2 separate regions of the Homo sapiens genome follow, and region 2 is linked to region 1. A link is an interaction called in ENCODE POLR2A ChIA-PET data of the cell type or tissue named here. Cell type or tissue: GM12878. All regions are shown on one strand. Links, peaks and the distances in the headings refer to the core of each region. The heading gives the core; the rest is flanking DNA.

What was found. Peaks named below come from ENCODE experiments on the same cell type or tissue, not always from the same donor. Only the 100,000 strongest peaks of a DNase experiment are listed, where the experiment ranks them.
Region 2: POLR2A ChIA-PET joins it to region 1 with 10 read pairs; 9 of 35 experiments call an interaction of 5 or more read pairs at or near these places.

What each region holds. Positions count from the first base shown.
Region 1 is chr7:5,824,178-5,835,061 of GRCh38, reverse strand. It overlaps the pseudogene ZNF815P. Among named protein-coding and RNA genes, the nearest start is that of RNF216, 48 kb to the right of the region's middle. RefSeq lists an enhancer at 3,142-3,642. In GM12878, for the core only: a CTCF peak has its summit at 7,090 (motif pointing right); no DNase peak of the experiment used is centred there.
Region 2 is chr7:5,739,391-5,748,734 of GRCh38, reverse strand. RNF216 (ring finger protein 216) reads left to right here. Exons shown (of 17, transcript NM_207111.4): 4 at 6,920-7,762. Among named protein-coding and RNA genes, the nearest start is that of MIR6874, 32 kb to the right of the region's middle. In GM12878, for the core only: no CTCF peak of the experiment used is centred there; a DNase peak (open chromatin) is centred at 4,934.

The DNA of each region.
Region 1 (10,884 bases), core at 1,700-9,699:
ACCAGCTTGGCTAATATGATGAAACTCCATCTCTAAAAATACAAAAATTAGTCGGGCATGGTGGCACATGCCTATATTCCCAGCTACTCCGGAGGCTGAGGCAGGAGAATCACTTGAACCCGGGAGGCAGAGATTGCAGTGAACCAAGATAGTGCCACTGCACTCCAGCCTGGGCGACAGAGCAAGACTCCATCTCAAAAAAATTTTTTAATTAAAAAAATAAAACCCATTATGGCAAGCAATTTCAGACAAGATCAGGCACGTTCAGGGTGGTGTGGCGGTACACATGGCAGGCTGTTTCAAGAACACGCAGTTCATTCATTCGTTCCTCTAGATAATGCAGTGTTACATCCAGGTCACTTGGCACCACACAAGGCTGTCTCTGTAGACCTGAGTGTTCGGCATCCCCAAACAACCAGAATCACAGACGGCTGCTTTGGCATAATATCTGCTGTTTATACAGAGAGGAAGAAAAGTCACAAGAGATTTCCTGTTGTGTTTCTTTCAAGGTGGTTGTTATTGAGGAACGGGTCTGCCACATCTTACATACAAAGATCAAATACATCTTTAAATCTTGAAAGAGCTGTATTCCCCCCGAGAATTAGACACGGTTGTCCAAAACAGACAACACAAGTCATATATTAGATGGAATCTGCCTGCCTTTTTTAAGTGACAGGAATGTCAGATATAAATTTACAAGGCATCGGGCTGGGCACAGTGGCTCACGCCTGTAATCCCAGTACTTTGGGAGGCCGAGGTGGGCAGATCACTTGAAGCCAGGAGTTTGAGACCAGCCTGGCCAACGTGGTGAAACCTCATCTTTACTAAAAATACAAAAATTAGCTGTGTGTGGTAGCAGGTGCCTGTAAGCAGGTGCCTGTAAGGAGGCTGAGGCAGGAGAATTGCTTGAACCCAGGAGGCAGAGGTTGCAGTGGGCCGAGATTATGCCACTGCACTCCAGCCTAGATGATAGAGCCAGACTCTGTCTCAAAAAAGAATTTACAAGGCATCTCACAACTGCAGCAGCCTCTACAGTCTCTCCACCCTGTCCTTCCCACAGCCGTGACCTTCCATTCTCTTCCTGTTTTCACTGATCCTGACTTCTGTTTGCATTTTATCAGATTTTTTTTTTTTTTTTGAGACAGAGTCTCACTCTGTCACCCAGGCTGAAGTGCAGTGGTATGATCTCAGCTCACTGCAATCTCCACCTCCCAGGTTCAAGTGGTTCTCCTGCCTCAGCCTCCCAAGTAGCTGGGATTACAGGCACCCACCACCACACCCATCTAATTTTGTATTTTTAGTAGAGACAAGGTTTCACCACATTGGCCAGGTTGGTCTCAAACTCCTGACCTCAAGTGATCCACCCGCTTTGGCTTCCCACAGTGCTGGGATTACCAGTGTGAGCCACCACACCCAGCCTTTATTAGTCATGTTCTTATGAGCATCCAAAATCCCTGCTGAAAAAGTGCAGTAGAAAGAAATGCCACACTCACCTGGGCCATGGTTCTTCCTTGCTGTTGTGGGAAAGCAGGTATCTGTGAAGGCAGACATCAGAGTGGGGAGAGAGGATATGAGAGGCCACGCTTGCCCGTGGGCTCCCGATCAACTGCTGAGACCACCCCCACCCCCCGCCTCGCGGGCACAGGTGGGAGAAAGCCTTCTCTGAAGGATCCCCATTATCAGAGCAAAGCCCTCACCTTGGAAATGTCATAGGGACTCAATCTCATGAGGCCTGACTTGGATTTTTGTTTTGTTTTTTGAGACAGGGTTTCACTCTGTCACCCAGGCTGGAATGCAGCGATGCAATCAGAACTCAATGCAGCCCTGGACTCCCAGGCTCCAGCGATCCTCCCACCTCAGCCTCCCGAGAAGCTGGGACTATAGGTGTGTCACACGCCCAGCTAATTTTTAAATTTTTTGGTAGAGAAGGCGGTCTCACTGTATTGCACAGGCTGGTCTCAAACTCCTGGGTTCAAGCAATCTGCCCATCTCAGCCTCCCAAAACCTTGGGATTACAGGGGTGAACCACCACGACTGACTGGAGTTTTTCTTAATGAATATGTGTATCTATGTCTCAGTAACCAATGTGCAATTTACTACAATCCCCACCCATTACCCAAAAATGTAATTATTAGAAATCTATTCTGAAGAAACAGGCCAGATGCAGAGGCTCACGCCTGTAATCACCACACTTTGGGAGGCCGAGGCAGGTGCATCACCTAAGGTCAGGAGTTCAAGACCCGCTTGGCCAATATGGTGAAACCCCATCTCTACTAAAATACAAAAATCAGCCAGGTGTGGTGGCACATGCCTGTAATCCCAGCTACTCAAGAGGCTGAGGCAGGAGAATCTCTTGAACTTGGGAGGCAGAGATCACAGGGAGCCGAGATTGTGCTGTACCACTGCACTCCAGCCTGGGCAACAAAGCGAGCTTGCATCCCCCCAAAAAATGATAAGAAAACTTTTTGGGGGATGGGGTCTGGCTCTGTTGCCCAGGCTAGAGTGCAGTGGTACGGCACAATCTTGGCTTCCTGTGACTTGTCCCTGTAATCCTAGCTACTTGGGAGGCTGAGGCAGGAGAATCGCTTGAGCCTCGGAGGTGGAGGTGGCAGTGAGCTGTGATTGCGCCACTATACTCCAGCCTGGGCAACAGAGTGAGACTCCGTCTAAAAACTCAAAACATATATATATATATATGCTTTTTGTAGAGTCAGGGTCCCGCTATGTTGCTCAGGCTGGTCTCGAACTCCTGGCCTCAAGAGATCCTCCCGCCTTGGCCTCCCAAAGTGCTGGGATTACAAGCATGCATCACTGTGCCTGGCCTGTTTCTTGTCTGTATACATCGACTACAAACTACAGCACATGTAATAAGTTTGTAAACATACATCTATAAAGAAAAAATTCTGGGCCAGGCACAGTGGCTCAAGCCTGTAATCCCAGCACTTTGGGAGGCCAAGGTGAGTGGATCACTTGAGGTCAGGAGTTCGAGACCAGCCTGGCTAACATGGCAAAACCCTGTCTCTACTAAAAATACCAAAATTAGCTGGGTGTGGTGGTGCATGCCTGTAATCCCAGCTACTCAGGAGACTGAGGCAGGAGAATTGCTTGAACCCAGGGGGTGGAGGCTGCAGTGAGCCGAGATCACACCACTGCACTCCAGCCTGGGTAAGAGCGAGATTCCATATCAAAAAAAACAAACATAAAAATAAACTGATTAATACAAATGCTCTCTGGGTGCTCACGAGAAAGATCGGGGCTGGGCAGAAGACCAGAGAGACTTCCTTGGGAGTGAAGGTCTGGAGGAGGGATGCGGCTGCCGTGGAGGGAAACATGCGAAGCCCCCTCCCGAACTTTCTCTTCTGAGGAACAAAAGCCTCAAGCTGCCAGGGGAATGGCAGTCAACCCTGTTGCCACCAGAACACAGGCAAGACCTTGTGCCTTCCTCCTTGAACCAGGGACAGGAATATATCCTGGGCTCAGGCTTAAAGGTCTCCTGACACGAGGGGAGGGACAGGATCACTGTGACTCAGAGACCCAGGGCCCACCCTGGACTGAGAAGACAAAGAGAACCCCTCCACCCACAGGCCTGGAGATGCAAGCAGCAGCCGTCAACACAAGGAGGGGATCAAGAGCGGAAGGTCCCATTCGCAGCACAAAGCGATGCTACGGAATTGTGAAGCTAGTGGCCCACTGCGGTAACCATGGTGACCAGCCCACCGCCCACTCAACTCCTGGCTGGACACGGTTCAACCACCCTCCAGCGCTCCCTGCTCCTTACACAGTAACAGCTCAGCAGAACTGGCTCATGTCCTCGTGTCTGCTCTCCTACGCAAGTCTAGCCTTCAAGACTAGCCAGAGATGGAAACGGAAAAAACAACCCACTGAAAAGAAGCAAAGCAACAAACAGATATTAATTCCATCTCAGCAACAAACAGATATTAATTCCATCTCAGGTCAGCATCAGCAAGTGTATGTCACGGAGATGCGCTGCAAACGAACACAAAATCCAAAACCAAAAAGACAAAAGGAAGAGAAACCAATACATCTTCCATCACAGTAAAAGATTTTTTTCTTTTTTTGAGACAGTGTCACCCAGGCTGCAGTGCAGTGGCGTGATCTCAGCTCACTGCAACCTCCACCTCCTGGGTTCAAGTGATTCTCCTGCCTCAGCCTCCCAAGTAGCTGGAATTACAGGCACGTGCCACTACGCCCAGCTAATTTTTGTATTTTTAGTAGAGATGGGGTTTCACTATGTTGGCCACGCTGGTCTTGAACTCCTGACCTCAGGTGATCTTGCTGCCTCGGCCTCCCGAAGTGCTGGGATTGCAGGCGTGAGCCCCCGCGCCTGGCCATCTTCCTCCCTTCTTTTTAAATTTCTGCTCATTCTCTTTTACCTTTGGGGTTTTGCTCTTTTTTTCTCTTTTTTAAATATCTTTTTCTGGAAGACACAGACTGGACAATGGGGGTAGATGCTCCCTATTCTTTTTTCTGTGGAAGCCACCTGAGCTAAATGTCATTAAGTTTCACTCCTTGTATTTAACATATGTATTAGGACTAGCCGGGTGCAGTGGCTCACTCCTGTAATCCCAGCACTTTGGGAGTCCGAGGTGGGCGGATCATGAGGTCAGGAGATCGAGACCATCCTGGCTAACATGGTGAAACCTAGTCTCTACTAAAAACACACACACACACACACACACAAAAATTAGCCAGGCTTGGTGGCAGGCACTGGCAATCCCAGCTATGCGGGAGGCTGAGGCAGGAGAATGGCATGAACCCGGAAGGCGGAGCTTGCAGTGAGCCGAGATCATGCCACTGCACTCCAGCCTGCGCGACAGAGCGAGACTCCATCTCAAAAAAAAAAAAAAAAAAAAAAAAAAAAAGGTATTAGGACTTTAATAATACATTAAAAAGAAAAAACTAAAATCAATTCTTGGAAAGGTTTGATTAAACCTAATAAAGTAATTGGTTTGTATTTAAGATTAATAAAATTGACCGGAAGCCAGGCACAATTGAGTAAGAGAAGGCAAAGATAAACCATTTGTGCACATGAAAAAGACAATTTCAGATACGGTCGAGGTTTATAATTGTAAGATCAGTATAAACAATTGCCATAAATTCAAAATTAAATGGGATACTTTTCTAGAAAATATAAATTACTAAAATTGACTGACAAACAGAAAACCAGAATAAACCACTCAACATTAAATGAAATGGATTCATCTTAAAAAATATAGCCATTGGGGAAACACCAGGAATTTTACCACATTCTACTCAAGATTTTTGCAGTGTTCATAAGACAAAGTGAATTTATATATAAAATATATGCTAAAAATAAATGAGAAAGACAACCCCTAAAGAAATATAGGCAAAGGTGATAAACATACAAAGCAATCTTATACACTGTTCATGGCTACACTCCTGTCTAGTAAATAAACAAAAACATAGATATATAGCAATTTTGGCCAGACACAGTGGCTCACGCCTATAATCCCTGCACTTTGGGAGGCCAGGGTGGGTGGATCACTTGAGGCCAGGAATTCAAGACCAGCATGGCCAACATGGGGAAAACCCTGTCTCTACTAAAAATACAAAAATTAGCCAGGTGTGGTGGTGGGTGCCTGTAATACCAGCTACTTGGGAGGCTGAGGCGTGAGAATCACTTGAACTCAGGAGGCAGAGGTTGCAGTGAGCCGGGATTGTACTGCTGCACTCCAGCCTGGGTGACAGAGTGAAACTCCATCTCAAAAAAAAAAAAAAAAAAAAAAAAAGGCAAGCATCAAAAGCAATCCTGAATACTAAAAGAAAAATACATACATTCCATAGATCCCACTGACTCAAAAAATAAAATTAGAAAATAAAAAGAATGCAAAAAAATATTTAAACCACTAAATACACTAAATATGAAATGAATCCATACTCAAAAGTATTCCCAAAGAAATACCAAGCCTGTATGTTTTTTAGGAATTTTATCAAACTCTCTTCAAGACTTTTGCGACATGTGTAAGTGGTTTATTTGGGTTTTGTATATGTCAGTCAATTTTAGCAATTTACAATTTTCTACAAATGTGTCTTAATTTCAGATTTATGCCATTAAATGATTTATAGTAACATCTCACTTTTTATAAACATCTACTGACCAGGTGCGGTGGCTCACACCTGTCATACCAGCACTTTGGGAGGCCAAGGTGGGTGGATCACCTCAGGTCAAGAGTTTGAGACCAGCCTCGTCAACATGGTAAAACCTTGTCTCTACTAAAACTACAAAAAAAAAAATTAGCTGGACATGGTGGCGCATGCCTGTAGCCCCAGCTACTCGGGGAGGCTGAGGCAGGAGAATCGCTTCAACCCAGGAGGTGGAGATTGCAGTGAGCCAAGATCATGCCACTGCACTCCAGCCTGGGCGACAGAGGGAGACTCCATCTCAAAAAACAAACAAACAAACAAAAGGCCAGGCATGGTGGCTCATGCTGTAATCCCAGCACTTTGGGAGGCTGAGGCAGGCGGATTGCCTGAAGTCATGAGGCTGAGGTGGGTGGATTGCCTGAGGTCAGGAGTTTGAGACCAGGCTGGCCAACATAGTGAAACCCCATCTCTACTAAAAATACAAAAAAATTAGCCGGGCATGGTGGCGTGCGCCTGCAATCCCAGCTACTCCAGAGGGTGAGGTAGGGGAATTGCTTGAACCAGGGAGATGGAGGTTGCGGTGGAGCCAAGATCACGCCACTGCACTCCGGCCTGGGCGACAGAGCAAGACTCCGTCTCAAAAAAAAAAAAAAAAAATCTATCTACTGTATCTGAAATCATCTCTTCCATTCTAAAATAGCCGATTTCTATTCTCCCTCGACCAGTGCAGACTGAAGTTTGTCTAAATTTATTCATTTTAAATACAACCAAATTTTTGTTTGTTTTTAACAAATCCTTTCCAATAAGTAATTTTAGCTTTTTCTTTTTAACTTTTTACTTGAGTGACTTGAGACTCAAAAGAAAGTCTCAAGAATAGTATGAAGAATTTCCAAATACCCTTCTCATCTACATCTCCCAAATATTAACATTTTACCACATTTATGCAGGCGGCTGATGAAAAAGGTCCCACCACAAGGTGGCAGAGTACACACCTGGGCGAGGCTTTGTGCAGGCAGGAAGGCCCTCAGGTTAGAGGCCATCCCAGGGCTGTGGCATGGGGGCCATTACCCAGAAGGAGAGGGGGCAGGGACAGCTCCTGGGTATCTCTGAGAGCCTTAGGGTCTTTTTTTTTTTTTTTTTTTTTGATATGGAATCTTGCTCTGTCACCCAGTCTGGAGTGCAGTGACACGATCTCCAACCTCCGCCTCCCGGGTTCAAGCAATTCACCTGCCTCAGCCTCCCGAGTAGCTGGGATTACAGGCCCCTGCCATCATGTCTAGCTAATTTTTGAATTTTTGTAGAGACGGGGTTTCCCCATGTTGGCCAAGCTGGTCGTGAACTCCTCACCTCAGGGGATCCGCCTGCCTCAGCCTCCCAATGTGCTGGGGTTAAAGGCATGAGCCACCGTGCCCAGCTAGCCTTGGGGTCTTGAAAGCCACATGGTTTGTCTTATACATGGCCAGCAGATGTTGGGTGCAGTTTCCCAGGTATGTACAGCAAGAGATCTCTAAATCACTACAAATCTGCATGTACTTCGGCTATGATTCAAACAACTGGGGCCAGGCATAATGGCTCACACCTGTAATCCCAGCACTCAGGGAGGCCAAGGTGAGAGGATCCCTTGAGCCCAGGAGTTCAAGGCCAGCCTGGGCAACATAGCGAGACTCCTGTCTCTATTAGAAAATAAAACAGGCCAGGCGTGGTGGCTCACGCCTGTAATCCCAGCACTTTGGGAGGCCAAGGCGGGTGGATCACCTGAGATTAGGAGTTCAAGACCACCCTGGCCAACATGGTGAAACCCTGTCCCTACTGAAACTACAAAAATTAGCCAGGTGTGGTGGTGGGTGACTGTAATACCAGCTACTGGGGAGGCTTAGGCAGGAGAATCACTTGAACCCGGGGGGCAGAGGTTGCAGTGAGCCGAGATCACACCACTGCACTCCAGCCTGGGCAACAGAGCAACTGTCTCAAAAAGAAAAAAAAAATAAATTATTCAATTTAGGTTTAATGTCTCATGATTAGATTCAGGTGATACGTTGTGGCAGAAATTTTTTTTGTTTTAACTTGCTCTATTTTTTTAAGTGGGAAAACACTTAATTCCATAAAACAGAGTATATGTTCGTCTCTTCCTTTTAATTTCTCCTCATATGCTTTTACTTTCGGGGGTTTGAGCTTGTTTTTTCTTTTTTTTTTTTGAGAGGGAGTCTCGCTCTGTCGCGCCGGCTAGAGTGCAGTGGCACAATCTCGGCTCACTGCCAGCTCTGCCTCCCGGGTTCACGCCATTCTCCTGCCTCAGCCTCCCGAGTAGCTGGGACTACAGGTGCCTGCCACCACACGCGGCTAATTTTTTGTACTTTTAGTAGAGATGCGGTTTCACCGTGTTAGCCACGACGGTCTCGATCTCCTGACCTCGTGATCCGCCTGCCTCAGCCTCCCAAATTGCTGGGATTACAGGCATGAGCCACCATGCCCAGCCCCTATTCTCTTTTCTATGCTAACCACCTGAGCTGAATGTCATTAAGTTTCATTCTTTTTATTTAACACATATATTAGGACTACAGTAATAAGTTAAAAAGAAAAAAAATCAATTTTTGGAAAGGTCTTATTAAAACTAATAAAATAACTGGTTTGTATTTAAAATTAATAAAATCGACCAGATTCCAGGCACAATTGAGCAAGAGAAGGCATGAAAAAGACAATTTCAGATATGGTCAAGGTTTGATTTTTTTTTTTTTTTTTTTGAGATAGGGTCTCACTCTGTCGCGCAGACAAGAGTGCAGTGGCGTGATCTCGGCTCACTGCAACCTCCGCCTCCCAGGCTCACGCGATTCTCTTGCCTCTGCCTCTTGAGTAGCTGGGATTACAGGCGTGTGCCACTACTGCCCAGCTAATTTTTTTTTTGGTATTTTTAGTAGACACGGGGTTTCACCATGTTGGCCCGGCTGGTATCCAACTCCTGACCTCATGTGATACACCCGCCTTGACCTCCCAAAGTGCTGCAATTACAGGTGTGAGCCACAGCGCCCAGCCATGGTCGAGGTTTATAAGATTACTCTAAATAATTGCCATAAATTCAAAATTAAATGGGACACTTTCCTAGAAAATATAAATTACTAAAATTGACTGGCAAACAGAAAACCAGAATAAGCCACTCAACATTAAGTGGATCCATCCTAAAAAATACAGCCATCGGGGAAACACCAGGAATTCATTACATTCTACTCAAGATTTTTGCAATGTCTGTAACTCAAAGTGAATTTATATCTAAAAAATATGAAAAAAATGCTAAAAATAAGAAAAAGACAACCCTGAAGGAAATACAGGCAAAGGTGATGAACATACAAAGCAATCTTATACTGTTTATGGCTACACTCCTGTCTAGTAAATAAACAAAAACACGTATCAATTTTGGCCAGGTGCAGTGGCTCACGCCTGTGATCCCAGCACTCTGGGAAGCCAAGGTGGGTGGATCACTTGAGGTCAGGAGTTTAACACCAGCCTGCCCGACATGGGGAAACCCGTCTCTACCAAAAATACAAAAATTAGCCAGGTGTGGTCGTGGGCGCCTGTGATCCCACCTACTCGGGAGACAGAGGTTGCCGTGAGCCCAGATCCAGCCACTGCACTCCAGCCTGGGCGACAAGAGACTCAACCCCCCAAAATAAAAGATATATAGCAATTTTAAGTTTAATCTCAGTGAGGGAGAGTACAAAGGGTCGTCAACAGTATTTAGGAGGTTTTAGTTCTGTAAGAAAATCTGAACCCAGCATACTTTTTTTTTCACATCCATTCGGCTCAGAATGAAGTAAACTTTTGACATCTGCTCAATTTGGATCATGAGTACAAAGGCTCCATTTTCTTTTACTTTGCTATGTATTTAGATCTCTTCCAATATTACTAATCAAAAATAGCAAAAAAGAATTATGGACATGTCATAGGAAAAGCTCCTTCAGGCCGGGCAAGGTGGCTCATGCCTGTAATCCGAGCACTTTGGGAGGCCGAGGCGGGCGGATCACGAGGTCAGGAGTTCGAGACCAGCCTGACCAACATGGTGAAACCGTCTCTACTAAAAATACAAAAATCAGCCAGGCGTGGTGGCGCCCGCCTGTAATCCCAGCTATTTAGGAGGCTGAGGCAGGAGAATTCGCTTGAACCGGGGAGTTGGAGGTTGCAGTGAGCTGAGATTGTGCCACTGCACTCCAGCCTGGGCGACAGAGTGAGACTCAGTCTCAAAAAAAAAAAAAAAAAAGAAAAGAAAAACCTCTTTCAGTAAGACCCAAGTGCAAGTCGTGATAGAAAAACCACCACCACGAAAACATTTGCTCCTATCACGATTTAAAACCATAGTACCAGTTTCATTCTCTCCCCAACTCAAGTGAGTTTCATCTTAAAAAAAAAAAAAAAAACATCAAAGACAGACATCCTCTGCTAACTCCATCACATCACACCACCCCAAGTGTTGCTCACCTTTCTTCACCAAGGGCTGGAAAAGAACAGTCTACACAGAACTGCGGCAGCCGCCTCCTTCTCCTCACCCGTCTACAACAGAGGTGCTCACACTGTACGCCTTCATCTGGTGTCTCCCTACTCAATTGTCTCACACCCTCAGTCCAACCCTCATAACTCTACTTCCTGCAGGGATACTTTGACCAACACCCAAATATGATCATGCCTCTGCCTTGAAGTACTGCATTTGCAGCTGGAGCAAGAGGGAGACCCCAGCCTCGGACCTTGCTGGTCAGCCCCCCACCCCGCCCC
Region 2 (9,344 bases), core at 313-8,312, 85 kb after region 1:
TACTTAATAACTACTTAACTACTAATAGCATACTGTTGACCAATAACATGGTTAACATGCTTTAGTTAGTATATTATGTGTGTGTGTGTGTGTGTGTGTGTGTGTGTGTGTGTGTGTGTGTGTATGTATATAAAAAATATACTGCATTCTTATAATAAAGTAAGCTGAGGAAAGGTTAAGAAAATCATAAAGAAACTGGACACGGTGGCTCACGCCTATAATCCCAGCACTTTGGGAGGCCAAGGCCAAGAGTTCAAGACCAGTCTGGCCAAGATGGTGAAACCCCGTCTCTACTAAAAATACAAAAATTAGCTGGGCATGGTGGTGAGCACCTATAATCCCAGCTACTTGGAATTTAGCTTGTTTCTTAATGAGTTACTGACTTCAGGACTGCCAAAGACTAACCAGAGCTTCCCTGGGGTAGAGTTTCAGCATTAAAATGAGGTGGAATTTGGCTTTTTCCTTCAAAAGGTGAACTGTAGGGCACAAAGACAGTTTGTGTGCAGCCTCTATAAGCTGGCAGAAACTGGTTTAAGATCTATATGTAGTAGTTCATCAGAAAACGATGTTTGTAAGGCCAGTCCTCTGTCTGTGTTAAGAGTTGTAGTGGGTTTCTGGGTTGTAAATCAGAGTTAGGGAGGGGTCTGATATTTGCCTGATACCGCCTATTGGTATGGAGCTTAGCAACAGTTTGATTTTTCTTGGAGCATAGGAATTTAGGGAGTTGCTATACCAGTCACCCTGAACCCTGACCTCATAGGTGATTTTTGTTTCCTTAACCTTAAGGGTCAGGGCAGACACAGTGGCTCAAAACCTGTAATCTCAGTCCTTTGAGAGGCCTAGCAGGAGGATCACTTGAGCTCAGGAATTCAAGGCTGTAGTGAGCTATGATTGTGCCACTATACTTCAGCCTGGGACCTTGTATCTAGTTATTATTTATTTTTTCTTTTTTTTTCCCCTTTTTTTTTTTTTTTTTTTTTTTTTTTTTGAGATGGAGTCTCCTGTTGCCCAGGCCAGGATGCAGTGGTGCAATCTTGACTCACTGCAACATGCACGTCCCAGGTTTAGTGATTCTTGTGCCTCAGCCTCCAGAGTAGCTAGGATTACAGGTGTGTGCCACCGTGCATGACCTTTGTCTCTAATTTTTAAAAAACAGACAAAACCTTAGGATCTGTCTTAGTTTATAAAGGGGCATCTATTTTGCTTTCAGATAACACCGTAGAGCTGAAACATTTTGGAAATGGCTTTCTAAGGGTCACGTCTGATATTTCAGGCTTTGCCTGGCCCATAAGTAGACTGGATAGTACTTGTCAGGTCCTGAATATCATCCTCAGGAAAATAATATTCTGCTTCTGCTGCTTTTATCCGTTTTTACTCCCTCTCCTTCCCCTGGTCCCACCATGTGTTAGCTGGTAATAAGTCAGGTATCCTAGGATCATAAGTTATAATTAAGACTCTGAATTCTTTAAAAAATGTCTGAAAGTCTTCCCCAGGTTTAGGACATTTTTAAACTATGACCTGTTTTTATCCGTAGCATGTAAGTCAGGAATTTCATGCTACATTTTCAGGTTGTTCTGTTTTATAAGGAAACAGTTGAACTGTTCTTTTCAGAGAAGAAAGGCAACTCAGAGTTAGTAGACTGTGAATATTCAGGAGTAGATGCAGTATTCAGGTAAAATGGGAGCAGTAGGAGTTACATTAGTTTATCTGTCTTTGGTGTGGGAGGTAATCTTGCGTTTCTAGTTTTTCATTAGCTTTTTGCAGTTAATCTTTCAAAAAAGCTATTTTAGAATTCTGTTGTCTCTTTGAGGCTTCTGAATGCCAGTAAGAATCTCGTTCTCTCCGTGTAATTTGGAGTCTTAGGATTCAAGTGAATTTCTTGGATGAACACTCTTTTTCATCTGGAACATTCCACATCATGGTCATCATAATTCTGAATTATTTTTGGTAAAGTTTTGCCACTTGTGTAACTATTTGTAGCTTCTGGAGCCAGAAGTTTTATACATGAAAAGGCAAGACTACCAGAAGGCAGAGTACTCCAATTTTTAGAAATTAGGGATGCTGTTTTTATGTTGGACCTTGTATATCTCAGGACCGGGATGACGTTGGCTCCAAGATGTCCTACCTAGCCAATCACTTTGCAGTTTCCATCTGACTCAGTCAAGACACCTGAGGCCTCCCTCACCTAAGCCTGCAAGAAAAGGAATCCACATACCCACAGATTCCAAAAGCCTGAGTTTATACCCTCCCTGCACTCAACACAGCTGGTATCAGTTAGCTTTAAAACTGCACCCCTGTATGCTAGCAGCAAATGGAGTTGCACCCACATTTCTGTCTGGCCATAATCTTGGGGGCTTGACTCAAGCCGTAAAGACCTCTGCAAAGAGGGAGCAAAAAATACAGTTATTGCCAGTGATTTGTGAGCCCCCACATTCCCAAAAGTCCTGTGCCCTGCCATAGCCCAGATTAACCCTAGGTACTGCAAAGTCAAATGCTCTCTCACAGTGCAGCCTAACCTTGGTACCCTCAAAGTCAAAGAGACCAGGTGCTAAAAAGACAGCAGAGCTCAGACCTGAGAAGGACTTCCGACACTTGCAGCTCCATGAGGAAAACGTTACTTCCCAAAAAAGGGAGTTAGCCGTTTTTCCTGTGTTCCTTGAGTTACCTCAAGATATCAACAGTCTCTGTCCCTTTGGGTTGCCAGACCTGTCAAAGGACAAAATTACAACAAATTTAGTGTAAGGATCTCAACTGTCTTTATTGTGAGTCTAGCATCAGGCAATGCTTCATTCCAAAATGGAGAGTAAGTGTTCTCGTTGCTCTTTTTTTTTTTTTTTTTTTAAGACAGTCTCAATCTATCACCCAGGCTGGAGTGCAGTGGCCTGATCTCGGCTCACTGCAACATCCCGAGTTTAAGCAATTATCCTGCCTCAGCCTCCCGAGAGTAGCTGGGATTACAGGTGTGTGCCACCACACCCGGCTGATTTTTGTGTTTTTAGTAGAGATGGGGTTTCACCATGTTGGTCAGGCTGGTCTCTAACTCTTGACCTCAAGTTATCCACCCACCTCAGCCTCCCAAAGTGCTGAGATTACAGGCGTGAGCCACCGTGCCCTGCCCTTGTTGCTTTTTACATTAATTTTATACTCAATCACCTTACCATTATTATCTGTAGTGATTTTTCAGTTGACTCTTAATTTCTTGAAAACGTGCATCTGATCTGTCTTTCCAATTTTTATGCTTCTTTCACGTGTCTAATTATATTACGGTACTTCCTCAAAAATTTTAATAGTGTTGATAGAGAAGAGCACGAATGGCCACAGACATAAATGGGAATACTTAATGTTTCTTCATTAAATGTGATGGTGCCTTTTTGCTTTAGATACCATTTCTTTAGTTATGTTAAGGAACTAGTCATTTACTTTGACTTAAAAAAATTTTTTTAGAAGTGAATGTAGGATTCTGTTACATTCAATTTCAGCATCTTACAGAGATTGTCATGTGGTTTTTCTTCCTTGACCTCTTAGTTGGTAAGTTATTGTCTTTGAAAAGACTCCCCTTGGTTGTGGCATTGTAATGTAGTAGTAATGTGCTGCTGGGGATTCCATTTGCTAATATTAGTGTTTTCTCCGTAGATCTTACAGGTGGAGATTGGCCCGTAGGTTTGTGTGTACGTATGATATCCTTGACATGTTTATTTTTTTATAAGCATGATTCTGACTTCATAAAAAGTTTAGAAGTTTTCTTTTTTTTTTTTCTTTTTGGAGATGGGAGTTTTGCTCTGTCACCCAGGCTGGAGTGCAATGGCGCGATCTTGGCTCACTGCAACCTCTGCCTCCCAGGTTCAAGTGATTCTGCTGCCTCAGCCTCCCAAATAACTGGGATTACAGGCATGCGCTACCACTCCCAGCTAATTTTGTAGTTTTAGTAGAGATGGGGTTTCACCATGTTGGTCAGGCTGGTCTCAAACTTCTGACCTCAGGTGATCCATCTGCCTCAGGCTCCCAAAGTGCTGGGATTATAGGCATAAGCCAACCGTGCCTAGCCAGAAGTTTTCTTTATTTCTTCGAGGGTTGTTTTTTGTTTGTTTGTTTGTTTTGTAGAGTCTTCAGAACCAATGTATTCTTTGAGGTTTTGAATATATTCTATAGAATTAAACAAAACAGACTGTTGTTCTACTTTGTCTTAATCTGTGACTCCTTATGTTTTTTCCCTTATTTAGTTCGAATGGTTATTTGAACTAACCATTATGTGTCCCCCTCCTTCCCTTCCCTCCCTTGTTTTCCTTCCTCCTCCTCTACCAAAGAAACAGCTTCTTCTCTTCTACAACTCCAGTTATGTGTTTTGAAGACCTTTTTGTTCTTGACGTGTTCTCTTATCTAATGTTGCATTTTGTCTATGCCTTACTATGGCTATTCTGACCTGGCTTTCAATGCACTAATTTCTCTCTTCAACTGTATTTACTTAAAATGCTATATATCCATATGTAGCATTAGTTATTGTATTTTTAGTTTTTGTATTAGTTATTGTATTTTTCCATTCTGGAATTTGCGTTCGATTCTTCTTCTTCTTGGCTGCAGTTCTCAATCTAGTCTTTGATTTCCCTAAACATGCTGTTACTTTAGAATTCATGTTGTTAATTTCACTGTGTGAAACCCTTGTATATTTGTTTCTGTTGTCTGTTACTTCTCTTGTTTTGATTTTCTGTTGCTGCATTAAGTTCTTGTATGCCTAGTTATTTTTGATTGAGTGTAAGTCATTGTATATGAAAATTTTGGGATTCTGTATGATGTTGTTTCTCTATAGAGGATCTTAATTGGTTTCTTGAAGAAGAGTAAGAGCACCAGCACCTCACATTCAGGGAGTTAAACTCTCCACGCTGCGATTCAGTTCCTGGGAGGTCCAGGGTATTTCCAGCTTGGCCCTTACTTCAGTGGCATAGTCCTCAGGGACCCACCCTAAAGCCTGAGATTCACCATCTCCTTTCTTCTAGGGACTTCCCAGAGGAACTGTTGTTACCAGTTTAGCATGTATCCTTCCAGGTCTTTTCTTTGAATTTGTATGTATCCATGTGTATATACATGTGGGTACATATACATACTTTTAGAAATGATTTTGTTTGTGTCTTATTGACATATTTTAAGTAAATGGAATCATTCTGTGTATGATTTTGCAGCTTGCTTTTCTTCACTTAATGGCATTTCTTAGTGAAGCTTCCCATTTCAGTACAGACTGAGCTACCTCTTTTTTTGGTAGGGGTCAGTTGTAGAGTATTTTGTAGAACAAATAAGTAATAGTTTATTTAACCATTCACTCAGGGACAAACTTCACAATGTCTCTAGGCTTTTTTCTGTTTATGCTGAATATTCTTGTATATGCCCTTTTTCGATAGAGTTTATAGAACAGTATGAAAAAATGATGACAGACATACATTTTTTATTTATATTTATGTATTTGTGTATTTATTTATTTATTTGAGACAGAGTCTTGCTCTGTCTCCAGGCTGGAGTGCTGTGGTACCATCTTGGCTCACTGCAACCTCTTGACTCCCTGGTTCAAGCAATTCTGCTCCGTCAGCCTCCCGAGTAGCTGGGATTGCAGGCACACGCCACCATGTCCAGCTGATGTTTGTATTTTTAGTAGAGACGGATTTTCACCATGTTGGCCAGGATGGTCTCGATCTCCTGACCTCGTGATCCGCCTGCCTTGGCCTCCCTGAATGCTGGGATTACAGGCATGAGCCACCACGCCTGGCCTACGTTTTTTATTTTAATAAATAGTGCCAAATTTCTCTCCTAAATTCACCAGCAGTAAATGATAGTATAAGAATTTTCACACATCGGCCAAGCGCGGTGCCCCACACCTGTAATCCCAGCACTTTGGGAGGCTGAGGTGGGCCAGTCATCTGAGGTCAGGAGTTCAAGACCAGCCTGGCCAACATGGCAAAACCCTGTCTCTAACAAAAATAGAAAAATTAGCTGGATGTAGAGGTGTGCGCCTATAATCCCAGCTACTCGGGAGGCTGTGGCAGGATAATTGCTTGAACCTGGGAGGCAGAAGTTGGAGTGAGCTGAGATCATGCCATTGCACTCCAGCCTGGGCAATAGAGCGAGACTCTGTCTCAAAAAAAAAAAAAAAAAAAAAAAAAAAGATTTTTCACCATCCTCACCAATGCTTGGTATTATCTAATTTAAAAGTTTGCCGGTCTTACAGGGAAAAAAATACTGTCTTGTTTTAATTTTTCATTTTGCTAGTTACTAATGAGATTTAGATTTTTTTATATGTTTTTTGAACATTTCTTATTCTTCTGATGTGTTAGCATTCTTTCATTGTTGTATCTGCTGTGGAGTTATTTTTGTTTTAGTAGTCTCAGGTTAAATTATAATTCAGGGCTGGGTTCAGTGGCTCATGCCTGTAATCCCAGCACTTTGGGAGGCTGAGGGAGGCGGATCACTTGAGGCCAGGAGTTTGAGACGAGCGTGGCCAACATGGCAAAACCCCATCTCTCTTAGAAACACAAAAATTAGCTGGACATGTTGGCACATTTTTGTAATCCCAGCTACTTGGGAGGCTGAGGCACAAGAGTTGCTTGAGCCCGGGAGGCAGAGGTTGCAGTGAGCCGAGATCGCACCATTGCACTCCAGCCTGGGTAGCAGAGGAAAACTGTGTCTCAAAAATAAAAATAAATTATAATTCAAACTATATCTCAAGCTTTAATCTATGAATGACTACTTTGATTCTTACAGATAGTATATAGTGTAATCAAATTTCAGTGTTAAGATAAATGTAAAGAATAGGTATTGTTAAGGGAGATGGTGTTTTTGTTTCTTTCCTGTCCTATCTCGGAAGCTCAATATAAGTACATAAGGAGGGATAGGCATAGGAAAGAAATTGAATTATTAAAATTTCATTTTTTCTTAGACAAATAAACCTCAGAGATCACGACCCAATCTCATCAAACCAGCTGCCCAGTGGCAAGATCTGAAAAGGTTGGGAGAAGAAAGGCCTAAAAAGTCTAGAGCAGCATTTGAATCAGATAAGAGCAGCTATTTTTCAGTGTGTAACAACCCATTGTTTGATTCTGGGGCACAGGATGATTCTGAGGATGACTACGGTGAATTTCTGGATCTTGGGCCTCCTGGAATCTCTGAATTCACTAAGCCAAGTGGCCAAACAGAAAGAGAACCCAAGCCTGGACCGAGTCATAACCAAGCAGCAAATGACATTGTCAACCCCAGATCAGAGCAGAAAGTCATCATCTTGGAAGAAGGTAGCCTTCTTTACACAGAAAGCGATCCTTTGGAAACTCAGAACCAGTCATCCGAAGACTCAGAGACAGAGCTGTTATCAAATCTAGGAGAGTCAGCTGCTCTAGCAGATGATCAGGCCATCGAAGAAGACTGCTGGTTAGATCATCCTTACTTCCAGTCTCTGAACCAACAGCCCCGTGAAATAACAAACCAGGTCGTTCCTCAGGAACGGCAGCCTGAAGCAGAACTGGGCCGCTTGTTGTTTCAGCATGAATTCCCAGGGCCCGCTTTTCCAAGGCCGGAACCCCAGCAAGGTGGGATTTCAGGCCCCTCTTCTCCTCAGCCTGCCCATCCTCTAGGAGAGTTTGAAGACCAGCAGTTAGCAAGTGATGATGAAGAGCCAGGTCCAGCCTTTCCAATGCAAGAATCTCAAGAGCCCAATTTGGAAAACATTTGGGGGCAAGAAGCTGCAGAGGTAGATCAAGAGCTCGTTGAACTACTAGTGAAAGAAACGGTAAGTTTTATTTTATCAAGTAAATGTAGACACTACATATACTGAGTTTTTTTCTTTTTTTTTTTTCATTGCAAAAAAAAAAGTTGTTGGTATGCGTGGACTTCATTTTCCTAAGAAGTATATATCTAGATGTACAGAATAGAAGAGACACTCTGAAGACATGAAAATGGAATCAGGGTTCCTTTACTATACTTAACCTTCAGGAAGCTCTCTGGGATTCTAACTGCATATCATGGTGGCCTGGTGCTGTCATACCTGCAGTCCCTTGTTTTTTTCAAATTCCTTGAGTTCACTCCAAATGGAAACCCTTAAAGCAGTTTTATTGAATTACCTAGACCTATGCTGTCCAATATGGCACTTACTAGCTCCTTGTGGCTGTTTACATTTAAATGTCTTACAGTTAAATAAAATTTTCCAGTGGCATCAGTCACATCTTAACCTTAGTAGCCACATGAGGCTAACAGCTTACCTCATCATCAAGCATGGAGGACAGTGTTTCTGTCATCCAACAAAGTTCTATTAGTGGTGATATTAAGAGTAACACAAGGGCTGGGCGTGCTGGCTCACACCTGTAATCCCAGCACTTTGGGAGGCCAAGGTGGGTGGATCACAAGATCAGGATATCAAGACCATCCTGGCTAACACGGTGAAACCCTGTCTCTACTAAAAAAATTAAAAATTAGCCGGGCGTGGTGGCGGGCGCCTGTAGTCCCAACTTCTTGGGAGGCTGAGGCAGGAGAATGGTGTGAACCCAGGAGGCAGAGCTTGCAGTGAGTCAGGATCGTGCCACTGCACTCCAGCCTGGGCGACAGAGTGAGACTCTATCTCACAAAAAAAAAAAAAAAAAAAAAAAAAAAAAAAAAAAAAAGGTGTTACATCTGGTAGCCACTATTTGCCTTCAAACAAGTCCGTTAACCCTACTTTACCCAGGCGGGTTTTTTTTGTTTTGTTTTTGGTTTGTTTTTTTTTTGAGACCGAGTCTCACTCTGTCACCCAGGCTGGGGTACAGTGGTGCGATCTCAGCTCACTGCAACCTCCGCCTCCTGGGTTCAAGCGATTCTTCTGTCTCTGCCTCCCGAGTAGCTGGGATCACAGGCACATACCACCACGTCTGGCTAATTTTTGTATTTTTTTAGTAGAGACGGGGTTTCACCATGTTGGCCAGGCTGGTTTTGAACTCCTGACCTCAGGTGATCCGCCTGCCTCGACCTCCCAAAGTGCTTCGATTATAGGCATGAGCCACTGCACCCGGCCACCCAGGTGTTTTTATCTAGGCACTAGGTTGTGTGCTGCTTGAGGGCTGGCATGAGATTGTAACTTATTTGTGTTTGGATTCCCTTTGTCTAGACAGAGATGCTCAATATTTGTTGAAGCAATGAAGAATGGATCTGTAAAATGGGGACAGAGAACCAGATCTCTCAAGACCTTTCTAGACCTCATCTTCTATGTAGACAGATGAATCTGGGAACTAGTGTTGAATTTGAAGACACACACAGACCTGCTTCACAGCCCTTTTCTAGTCTTTAGTCATTTTATTATACTTTTTGCCATCTGTCTTGTATTGCCATTTGAAACCATTCTA